Linked DNA regions of Homo sapiens: region 2 is linked to region 1. Evidence: chromatin contacts called from ENCODE Hi-C or POLR2A ChIA-PET data. All regions are on one chromosome and are shown on one strand. Each heading gives the region's core, a stretch centred on a gene start or an enhancer-like site at or near the end of the contact. The rest is flanking DNA. Distances are from core to core; before and after follow the strand shown. Region 1 holds the start of HERPUD2 (HERPUD family member 2). Region 2 holds the start of RALA (RAS like proto-oncogene A).

The links. A loop is a pair of places that touch in the nucleus more often than their neighbours do. ChIA-PET counts read pairs that join two places held with the same protein, here RNA polymerase II (POLR2A). Pooled maps may share reads with other maps.
Region 2: a loop to region 1 is called in a pooled map, with 3 times the contacts of the local background. The contact joins the promoter of RALA here to the promoter of HERPUD2 in region 1. A Hi-C loop is called at or near these places in 1 of 168 maps with a recorded cell type or tissue (heart right ventricle) and 2 of 50 pooled maps. POLR2A ChIA-PET finds 5 or more read pairs at or near these places in 1 of 52 experiments (naive thymus-derived CD8-positive, alpha-beta T cell).

Annotation. Positions count from the first base shown.
Region 1 is chr7:35,691,976-35,697,640 of GRCh38, reverse strand. It overlaps HERPUD2 (HERPUD family member 2), which reads left to right and starts at 2,506. Exons shown (of 9, transcript NM_022373.5): 1 at 2,506-2,840; 2 at 3,014-3,457. The coding sequence starts at 3,311. It overlaps HERPUD2-AS1 (HERPUD2 antisense RNA 1), which reads right to left and starts at 2,435. Exons shown (of 1, transcript NR_136255.1): 1 at 1-2,435. RefSeq lists a silencer at 2,628-3,037 and an enhancer at 2,480-3,367.
Region 2 is chr7:39,619,740-39,624,932 of GRCh38, reverse strand. It overlaps RALA (RAS like proto-oncogene A), which reads right to left and starts at 1,361. Exons shown (of 5, transcript NM_005402.4): 1 at 1,108-1,361. LOC107986785 (a long non-coding RNA gene) reads left to right here and starts at 1,456. Exons shown (of 2, transcript XR_001745175.2): 1 at 1,456-2,500; 2 at 3,319-5,193. RefSeq lists silencers at 158-207, 802-1,311 and an enhancer at 638-1,485.

The sequences.
Region 1 (5,665 bases), core at 1,257-3,756:
CCTGGCTTAAACAGGAATTTGACCCAAAACAAGAAGTCTTAGGGAAGATAGCTTAGGGCTTGTCTGGTGGCACCACAATGCCATCAAATGCCCAGCCTCTTTACAGTTTTCTGCTCTGCCATCCTTGGAATGCAGGCCATTGTTCTCCTGTTTGTTGTTTCATGACTGAACTATGAGTGCTGTAGCTCTTCACGTTCCTCCTGGAAGACAGGTGTAGGGCAAAGATGAGCTCTGATTCGCAGAGCCCTTCCATCTATATGCTTTCTTAGAAGCCTCAGCAATAAGTTCAACATTCAACTCATTGGCTTGAAGTGTGTCAAATGGCTGCCCCTTGCTTCAAAGGAGTCTGAGAAAATAACTTTAGCTAGAATTAAAGTTCCATTAGAGTGCCTGGGTAGACAAAGAAGAGTCAGCTACAGAAGGCCAGTATCATAGCAAGTTGTTGCTCCATGACTGGAAACAAAGAAGACTTCACTCTTTACTTCAGATGCGCAGTTGATAGAGTACAGCTAAGATATGGTACGTGTTCTACCATGAAGAGCAAGAGCAAGGTGAGGGAGGGTACGGTGTAAGAGATCCTGCTGCATTAGCTGTTGAGAGGAAGAATTTCCTCCTGGTCACTATGTTACTGGGGGTCCTTGCTCCCCAAGTTCCCAAGATGGTGGCAGGTCGCTTCCAAGATGGTGACGGGCCACTTCCGAGATGGTGGCAAGTCTTGTGTTCTCTGACCTGGGGTTCTTGGCCTCATGGATTCCAAGGAATGGAATCTTGGGCCAAGCGGCGAGTGTTATAGCTCTATTAGAAGCTGTGGGTCATGGAAGAGAATCGTGGAACCCAGTGACTAGTGTTTAGCTAGATTAGGACGAACCTGGGCACTTAGCCCTGCAGGAACAAGGGCAAGCCTTTAGCCCGATCAGGAGCAGCAATGGGCGCCTCGCTGGATCCAGAGGGATGGAAGTCAGCTGTGGGTCTGTGACAGCGGCAGACAGCAGTGGTGGACGGTGAGCGAAAGCTCAGCTTGAGCTGTGACACACACGTACCAGAAAAGTGTGCAATTGCAAGATTTAATAGAGTGAAAACAGAGCTTCCATACAAAGGGAGGGGACCCAAAGAGGGTAGCCACCGCTGGCTTGAATGCCTGGGTTTATATCCTGATCATTGTCCCTCCTGTTGTGCTCTCAGGCGATAGATGATTGGCTACTTCTTTACCTCCTGTTTTTCCCTAATTAGCATTTTAGTGAGCTCTCTTTACTACCTGATTGGTCGGGTGTGAGCTAAATTGCAAGCCCCGTGTTTAAAGGTGGACGTGGTCAATTTCCCAGCTAGGCTTAGGGATTCTTAGCCAGCCTAGGAAATCCAACTAGTCCTGTCTCTCAGTACCCCCTCTCAACAGGAAAACCCAAGTGCTATTGGGGAGGTTTGACCACCGCTCTAACTGCTTCCTGCTGAATTGGGGCACAGTAGGGGTTGTGCAGTTGAGATTTCCTCCGTAGGGGTGCCTTGTCTCTCAACTAATTCAGTGGTGGCTACCTCGAAGCCCTTCTGAAGCTAAGAGGGAAAGAGACCAGCTCGCAAAGTCCCCTATGTTATCTACTCCTAAGTGGAAGCTGGGAGCTGTGAAAATGCACATCTAACAACCCTTAACTTACTATACCGACTTCTAAACCACAGTAGAAAATGAAGAAAAGTTCGGCTATGGGCAATAGACTCAACCTTTTGTTCTATGTCTAACCTATAAAATAGAAAAATAATACTGTCATCCCTCATCTCCCACCATACTGAACACGCATTAGGTGCTCAATGAATACTTGTCCATTTTAGTGAAGATTAAGAGGAATGAGACGGAAACTGACACTTGAGAGGCTGGCACACGCCAGAACTGCACCACACTTTGCACTCATAGCTCATTTACTCATCAGCTTGTGGTCAGGTAGGCATTACCGTCCCCATTAGAGAAGTCAACGGAGGCTCAGCAAGGACGGCCAGGGTCCCCCAGAAAGTAGAGGAGGACTTCAGGTTTAACCAAAAGCCTGTACTCTTTACACATGTACCCCATGCCTTCTCCACCAAAGCTCCTGGCACCGTGCTTTGCAGACAGACGACGCTCAACACATTTTGAGCAGAAGCGTGGTTCAGCACCAGGAAGGACACCAACTTTTGCAGAGACGACTCTTGGGATGGAGAAAGACTTCCCAAATCTTCAGGGTGCGGTCAAGACAGGGTAGGCTAGCGCCAGGGGAGCTAGTGGCTAGGCCCCAGGGCAGCTGGGGCCGAGGCCGAGCAAACGGCCAGGGGAGAGGCTCCCAGGAGCCCGATCTGCCGCTGGGCGACGCGAAGCCTGGCGGCTAGAGTCCCGGGCAGCCCGAGCACGGCGGGAAGGCGGCAGCAACAGGATCGGCAGGGATGGCGGGGACGGGGGAGGTCCATGTGCAGGGGCGTGCCGCCGGTGACGCACTTCCGCCCTGCCTGTTCCGGCTTAAAGGGGCCCCAGACAATCCTCGCAATAACAACAAAACCGGCGCGCCAGCGGTGGCGCAACGGCTCTCGTCCCCGCCCTCCTGCTACCTGTAGTCGCCTGGGCCGCCCCCGGCCCAGCCCTGCCTTGCCGCCACCCTGCGCTGTCCAGACTGAGGGGTCAGGCGGAGAGCCGGGCCGCGCCTTCGGTCAGCTTCTCTCCCTTTCACCCGCGCCTCCTCGCGAGACCCGGGGCTGGGCCGTGCCGGTCGCCGCGCAGCAGGAAGGGAGCGGCTGCCACGGAAAACGCCTGGCCGGACGGTGTGGCTGGCGGCCCTGCCTGGGCGCGGAGGGCGGCGGTGGCGGGCCCCGCGGCCTTCTCTCAGGTACCCCAGTGCCCGCTGACCGCCCTGAGCGGCCCAGCTGCTTCCCCGATCCGCACCGCGGGGCCGTGGCGTAGGGGCCTTGTTGCGTTCCAGCTTGGGGGTCGCGGTGGGGCGGGGCAGTGACCCCGGGCCGGCCGTTGTGCCCTCATCCCTCCCACCCTTCCTTCGTATAGCTTCCTTTCTCCTCACGACGGCCTCCACAGTCCGGAGCCCGGCGGAGCCCGGACCTGGCGGGGAGAGCTGCCTCCACGGCCGGGCACCCAGACCCCACCGTCGCAGTCGCCACCACCTCAGTCCATCCTTGGTACCGGCAATGGGCTTCGTATCCTCCAGTGCACTTGTAACTGACTTGGACACGGAATACTAAGAACTCACTTCTGTCCTCATCCCAGTCGCGCCGGCGGTGACCATCTCGGCTCTTTTGGGCTTAACTGCCGCTCCTCTGGACTCTGTCTGACTTTGGGGGCACCATGGACCAAAGTGGGATGGAGATTCCTGTGACCCTCATCATTAAAGCACCGAATCAGAAATACAGTGACCAGACTATTAGCTGCTTCTTGAACTGGACCGTGGGGAAACTAAAAACGCATCTATCTAACGTTTACCCTAGCAAACCAGTAAGTGTGTAAAAGCTGGGGGCAGCTGCTCTGACCAGCAGCTTTTCGTGCCGTGTACCCTCCTTTTTCCTGCTTCTCCCCTCCAGTCTTGAATCAAATAGGTCTCTTTTGGTAGACCGCGAGGTATTTTGAGTTCTGAGGTTGTGTCTCCTGAGTGTTCGAACCATCATTAATATTTTCCTGATGAGGTTCAGTTAATTAGTAAGAGGAAGCAGAAATATCAAGGGACTTAAGAATTGGCAGGCAAAGACCGGGCGCGGTGGCTCACACCTGTAATCCCAGCACTTTGGGAGGCCAAGGCGGGCGGATCACGAGGTCAGGAGTTCGAGACCAGCCTTACCAACATGGTGAAACCCTATGTCTACTGAAAATACAAAAATTAGCTGGGCGTGGTGGCGCATGCTTGTAATCCCAGCTACTCAGGAGGCTGAGGCAGGAGAATCGCTTGAACCCGGGAGGCGGAGGTTGCAGTGAGCCAAGATCGCACCACTGCCCTCCAGCCTGAGTGGCACAGTGAGACTCTGTCTCAAAGAATTGGCAGGCATGGAAAAGGGACTACTTTCTTTGGACTTAAAGTCATCAACCTAATATGCGAGTGAGAGATATATCCTTTCTTAAAAAAAAAAAAGATAAAGCACTACAACCCGTATCAGAGCTTTTATTGCTTATTACACTAAAATTCCATTTTACTTTCAACACTTGGCCCAGAAACTTAAACAGAAATTGAAGATTTTTTTTTCTTAGAAATAAGTATGTGTCCCCTATAAAAATTATACTTTCAAGGTTACTATATATGTTTCAAGGACCAAAGAATTATAAGTTGTAGATTCGTTTTCACCACAACCCCTTTCAACATTTTTCTCCTGTAGAGGATACATGGACATTAGTTTAAAAGAGAACTGCCCTCCACCCCACCACCATTTGGTGCATCCCTCTCATATGGCTTTTCCATTCTGTGTTCCATTCTGAATCATAACTGGATATTGCAGAGATAATAAATAAAATATAGACAGTACAGCTCCATCTGTCCCCAAAGTCAGATTTGAAAGGCCGTGGTTGGTAATCAAGGAGTCTTGGAATAGTTTAGAAAAGAAGTATACCGTCATGTAGAGTACTGTATATGAAAGTGAGGCTTTCGCATTCTCCACTGTATACATTTTTTATTCTTGAATAAGTAGTGTTTAATTACTAAAACTTTTGTTTAATAAAGAGGGTCGGATTTTAGGGTGGGAAATAACTTTTGGCATCAGGTACATTTAAGCATGGATCTGTTGGAAGGCAACTATGCTTTCTACACTTAACACTTGTTTTATGCACCTAAGTTAAGGAAGACACTTGATCTATATTACGATATTAATGAATTATGAGCATTTCAGTGTTGTAGTATTAAGTTTAGTTAGGCTTTTAGACTTGCAGAAGAACCACAGAAATAGGACGGTTATTGCAAAAACAGGAGGTTTAGAAAAACAACTCTTAATCGGCATTAGCTGTGTTTATCAGTACTTTGTGATACAAATATTTTTAGTAGGAGGGAAAAAAAACCCTGAGGAATTTAAGTACTTAAACTAGTTAGAGCCCCTGTTTATTCACATCTTTTGTTTGAAAGTTAAGATTTACACAGGGAGTAAGAATCTGTTTGAAAATACCTTGATTACAAAAGATTTCCTGTTGCATATGATTAGTTTCACACATTTTTGAAGTGGAAAATAGGTTTTTAGGATAGTCAATTGAAAGTCATAGACTTCCATAATACTGTTCATAGCAAATATATGCTCTGGTATGTACGTAGGCGAGATCTTTACATTGTACTATTAAACCAAAAGGGACCTAGTCTGCAGTTTATAGACTTTTTTCTAAAGCTTTTTTAAAAAAAAGTACCTGAGACGGGAGTGGGAAGCCTGTCTGCCTTATCTACCCATGAAGAGGCCTGCTTTTGGCAGGAGGTCTGCCTGTGCAGCACTGATCACTAGTGGAGGATGTCAGTGCCGCTGTGCATTAGTTAGCTGTCTGAGGATGAGATCTGTTACAGAACTCCTTCCCAAACTGCCTGCCTCCTGTAGCCACACTGGAGACACTTTTGGAGGCTAAACCAAATACTATGCAGCCTATTAATGATTAACATGGCAAACCTTTTTTTCTCCTTTGACAAGTTTTCTTTAAGTGAATTGTAATGTCTGACTTTCATTTCTAGGTTGAGTGGGTGGAGCT
Region 2 (5,193 bases), core at 112-2,611, 3.9 Mb before region 1:
CAGAAAAACATGAGCTAATAAGACACACTGAAATACATTAATAAACATACTGTAAGAGTTTACCAATGAAATCTGTTATCCAATTTCTGGAATATGATTAAAGTTGCAATTTACTTTCTGGAAAAGAATTAACTTATGATACATGTTTTATAAAGGTTGTTCCCCCCCCACACCACACAATTTGTAAATTAGGTGCTTTTCAGCTTGACACGTAGGGCGTGGCACGGGACTTCTCACACTACCTCAGCCACACTTGGATGAGCTCTTACAAGTCTGGACATTCAGGTTTCCGAGCACAGGCCAGTTAACTCCCTAATTCTCCCTAAATCCTGAAACAACACTGCCACCCCTGTGTGCCGTCACCCCCGTCTACTTAAACACATATATCCAGGCTAAAGCATGCCAATCACATCTTCCACTTCTGGAAATCTTTCAGAAACGAACCACAGAGGAAACACCTCTCTCCCAAAATGTATTCTCTTCCTCATATTAGAAGCTAGATTACCTGAAAATGGGCTAAAGCTGTGCAAGCGCCCAAGGCCAGGTATTCAGTTCAGTGCGGAGAGTCTAATGACTTTAAGTCTGAAAAACCATTCCTTTAACTGGCAAAAAAAAAAAAAAACACAAACAAACAAAACAAACAAACAAAAAACCCTGGCGGAGATGCTTAAAAAGCAGCGGCTCTAGCACAGGCAAGGAGTGGAAAGAAAGGGAAGGAGGGGAGAGGGGTGGAGTGAGGCGCGGGGACTGCGGCGGCAGCGGGTTGCCCCAGGTCGCGGGCACCGCCCGGGCGGGAACTTGGGCGCCGTGGACGAAAGGTGCGGGGTGACCTTCGGACGAGGCCAACTGAGACCGGCTGCCGGGCGCAGGGGACCTCTCCGCAGCCGCTCACTCTCGGGGGCTCACTCGCCCCACAGCGGCGAACGCGGTGCCCCGGATTCCAGCCGGGCTCATCTCGCAGCTCGTCCCCGGGCAGAACGTGGGATGTGCAATCTCGGCAGCCCGAACCCGCGTCAGGGCCTCGGCCCGCCGCCGCCCGGACACACCCCCGCCGCCGCCCGGGTGGCCCCAGTCCCTCCCCGGGCGGCCCGAGCGGGCATCGCTCACCTGCACCGCGAGCCAGTCCGCCGCCCCGAGGGCTCCGGAAGCCGCGGCTGCGTGGCTCCGGCCGGAGGGTACTCGGTCCTTGTCGCCTGGAAGGCCCCGCGCCGGGAGCGGTCGAAGGAGGAGTCTGACGGGTGGCGGGGGAGCCTGGGCGGCTGGAGGAGGAGGAGGAGGAGGAGGAGAAGGAGGAGGAGGACTCCGACGCTTTGCTCTGGGGAGATCCACCCTCCTCCTGGCGGCTCTGCAGCAGCCGCCACAGATCACTTCCGGGGCGCTGGGGAGCGGGGCGGGGCAGCTGGGGAGCGACTTCCTGTCCGTGGGCTGAGAGGAGGGTGATCATGGGCCTGGGCCGCAGAACAGTGGCTCGGAGGGCGCAGGCTGCCCGGCCTCCGCCCCCTGCAAGCTGAGGGCTGTCCGCGCTGTCTTTCCGACGGCCCCACCCCCGGCTCTCTGAGCTCCGCGAGGTGAAGTCATCTCCCGGGGGCTCGGGAGTGGCCGCGGGCCTCGCGGAGGTTCCCGGATCTCGGCGTCGTTGCCGCGGTGTCCTTGTCTTTCTTTTGGGGACCAGGAGGGGGTTCTTGGGGGAAGGAGGGGAGAGCGGAGGCCGCCATCTTGCTTCTAGAGGGTCAGCTCATGTTCCCTGGGCGTCTCAGGGTTGAGGCCGCTCGTGTGGCGTGGCCGGGGGTATTCAGAGCGGAGCTGGCGACGTGGCTTGTCACGGGCCAAATCCCAGGAGGCGGGTCAGCCGCCTACCCTGGCTGGAGGGTCTCGTGGCTGCCCTGGGCCTCATCTAACTGCTGATCCCCTGGAGAATTCGCTTTCTCGGACGGTCTGCGAGTTCTTTCTGAGGGGTGTCGGACCCCCCTGCGACTCTGCAGGTGTCGGTGTGGCACTGAGATCATCTTGCGGCCCCATGGCACTGTGATTTGGTAGCTTGTGAGAAGTAGTTTCACTAAATCCGTAAATTTAAGTTAGCAGCTACAGATTCTTATGTCTTGACATTTATTCGCTTATCTCTCTTTGCTCCCCACAAATTGAGTACCAACTATATTCCTGGTATGAGCCATTCAAGGAATGTCCAGTCTAGTGGGCAGACATACATGAAAGCAAATCATTGCTATTGGAAGTATGGTTTATCAAGATGTACAGCGTGAAGAATGGATAGCTTTACTAACGTAGGTTAGAGTTTTAAAGATAAATAGGCATTTTCTACTACAAAAATAGGGGTGGGATGGCAAATCCGGATCCGAACAGAAAGGAGATGCAGCACGGGGACAAATAATTTGTTGAGAAGAATGAGTAATAATTACAGGTCTTGAAGTTCAAACTTAGGTTGCTGAAGAAGATGAGGCTGGAGAAGAAAACAGGAGCCAAATCACGAATCGTCTATGCCTTGGTGAGGCAATGAGTGGACAGATTACAATTTAAGCTATTCTTCTGTTGGTAGAGAACAGATAACTTGGGGGGGTGGAGGTGGGGGGGCAGAGAAGGATAAGCAGAGAGCCCACAAGGGGGCCATTGCAGAAGCCAGTAAGAGAAAACTTAAGGACCCTGTGTGAATGGTAGTGAGCATCCAAAGGAGATGGATTCCTAAAATATTCAAGAGGCCATATCAACTGGTAATTGGTTGCTAGGGGCAGCTGCCAGATAGGAGAATGGAAGAGGCAATGATGATGCCTTGTTTTGCTTTGAGGGAGGGGCAGGATAAGGGTGTATTTTACTAAATAAGATAAGGAAGAGTTAGGATGAGTCCTGGGAGGGGACATTTTTGCAGAAAAAAAATGAGTTCAGTTTTGGAGTTGATGAGTGAAGTAAGAGTGGTGCTGTCTAATGGTGGTTGCTATATGGGTCTAGAGCTCTAGGGAGGAGCTGGGCTGAAGTTGGAAACACCACAGGTTTAGATGACCATAACCAAGCTGACTGCAGTCTTACGTCATTGAGCACAGTTTCAAAACCACTTCTCCTTTCTCCCTGCCTTTACTTGGGAAAATTACTGAAATACTGCATTAAAAAACCCAATATGGTGATATGTGTCCATCCATAGACCAATATTCTAATGTTTAATGGTCTTCTAAGGACCCTAAAGGTCAGGTTTAGCAGAAACTGGATGTAACAGTGGTAACTATTAATAGTATAGCATCATTAACTCATAAAATGAAATATTATCTATGTTTATATTTTAATATTTTAATTTTTTTCTTTTTTATTCTGTAGGAATTGCTCCATTCCAATAAAAATATTTTAAATTTAATCATTGACAACAGTTAAGCTGGCCATAGGCTGAGGATTGAGGATGGTGGGTTGCACAAATATCTGCTGAATGGAGAGCTAGAAGGAGGATGACTTCAAGAAGAGTCAGCAATAGGAACGCAATGAAAGACAACCTCAAATTCATTAGTCAGCCTGTCTCAGCTGCTTTTTGGTGGCTCACAGCTATGCTAACCTAGCATAAAGCAGTGAGAAATAGAATACTTCATTTTGAGCAGAGCTTCAGAAAACCACAAATAGTAAAAGCCCTATAAATAATAGCTACAGCTGCAAACCAAAGACTAATTATTAGTTTTTAACTCTATATCCCTGTAGAGCAGCATTTTTGAACACACAAAAAAAGAGAAACGCGTTCACTTACGTCTTAGATTATTTAAATACAGTATTCTCAATTTGTCTAGGATAAAAAAGCATTTAGGTGTATTGAACAACCATATAATGGATAATATACTGAACAGGAAATGAGAATAATTAGCTTGAGTCCCTTTTTTGTCAGTTGTTCACCGTATGACCCTAGCAATGTTACTTAACCTCTCTATGCCCTAGTTTCTCTGACTGTAAAATAGAGATAATAATAACTTTCTATCAGCCGCCTCTCAAAGATATTATAGGAAATAACAAATTAATGCTATGAAAGCTCTTTGAGGTACTTGGATGAAAGGGCATAATTGTAAGTACATATTATTAGTAATTAGCACTAATATCCAGTAGCACCCATGAGCATTCCTGACTTTGCTGCCTGGATTACTCAAAGAACATGAAGGATCCTGTTTTGAAATACACTTAGATCTTTTTTCTTAACTTGTGAATTGACTTTACTATTTATGATCAAACCTTGTGTATTAACAAATATAGTTAATGAAAGAGGGAAGTAAAAAGAAGTTTTGGTAACCACAACTTTTATATTCATGCTACTCATAGCTAATATATGCTTTGGGGGAAAATACAGGGTAGATAGGGATTTGCCAGAAGCATGTTTTAGAATTAATGATTAGTCTACTCCAGTCAGTTAACTGGAATTTTGTATTAAAAACATTATTCATGTCCCCATAGAATAATGCAGTCCCTATAGAATTTATAGACAGTTACATGTTTGACACAATTAAGTTGAACATTCCTGTGAAACTCTGTCATTCTCATCACTGTTTAATCACAAACATGTAATGAAATATATAGACTTGTGAAGTTTTGTCCAATGTCTATCCCTAAAGTAGATGAGAATTTTTTCCATTAAATTGGTGACTTCAGTATTTCCTTTAGAGAGGTGTATGCATAATGTAAACATTTAAATGTATTCATGACTACATAATGTGCATGTTTATTTTTATACACTTGCTTATATACCAATTTATAAAATTATCATATAATGTATATTAACTATACATCTGGGAACAGCAATGACAAACAAGGCTTCTTTGTGTTTTAGGGCCAGATAAGAAAGTAATTGGTTAATAGCCATTTGTCACCACTGGTGAAAAATCAACTCAAAATCATGTTTTATTATTTATTAGAGTTATGAGCATTATCTATAAGATTCATGACACCATGACTTGGTGTGGTGGCTCACACCTGTAATCCCAGCATTTTGGGAGGCCGAGGCATGTGGATCGCTTGAATACAGGAGTTAAAGACTAGCTTGGACAGCATAGGGAGCCCTCATCTCTATTAAAAAAAAAAATTAAAAAAAAACAACACTAGGCAGGCATAGTGGCATTCACCTGTGGTCCCAGTTACTCAGTAGGCTGAGGTGGATCCCTTGAACCCAGGAGGTCGAGGCTACAGTGCCTGTGATCATTACACTGTACTGCAGCCTGGGCAACA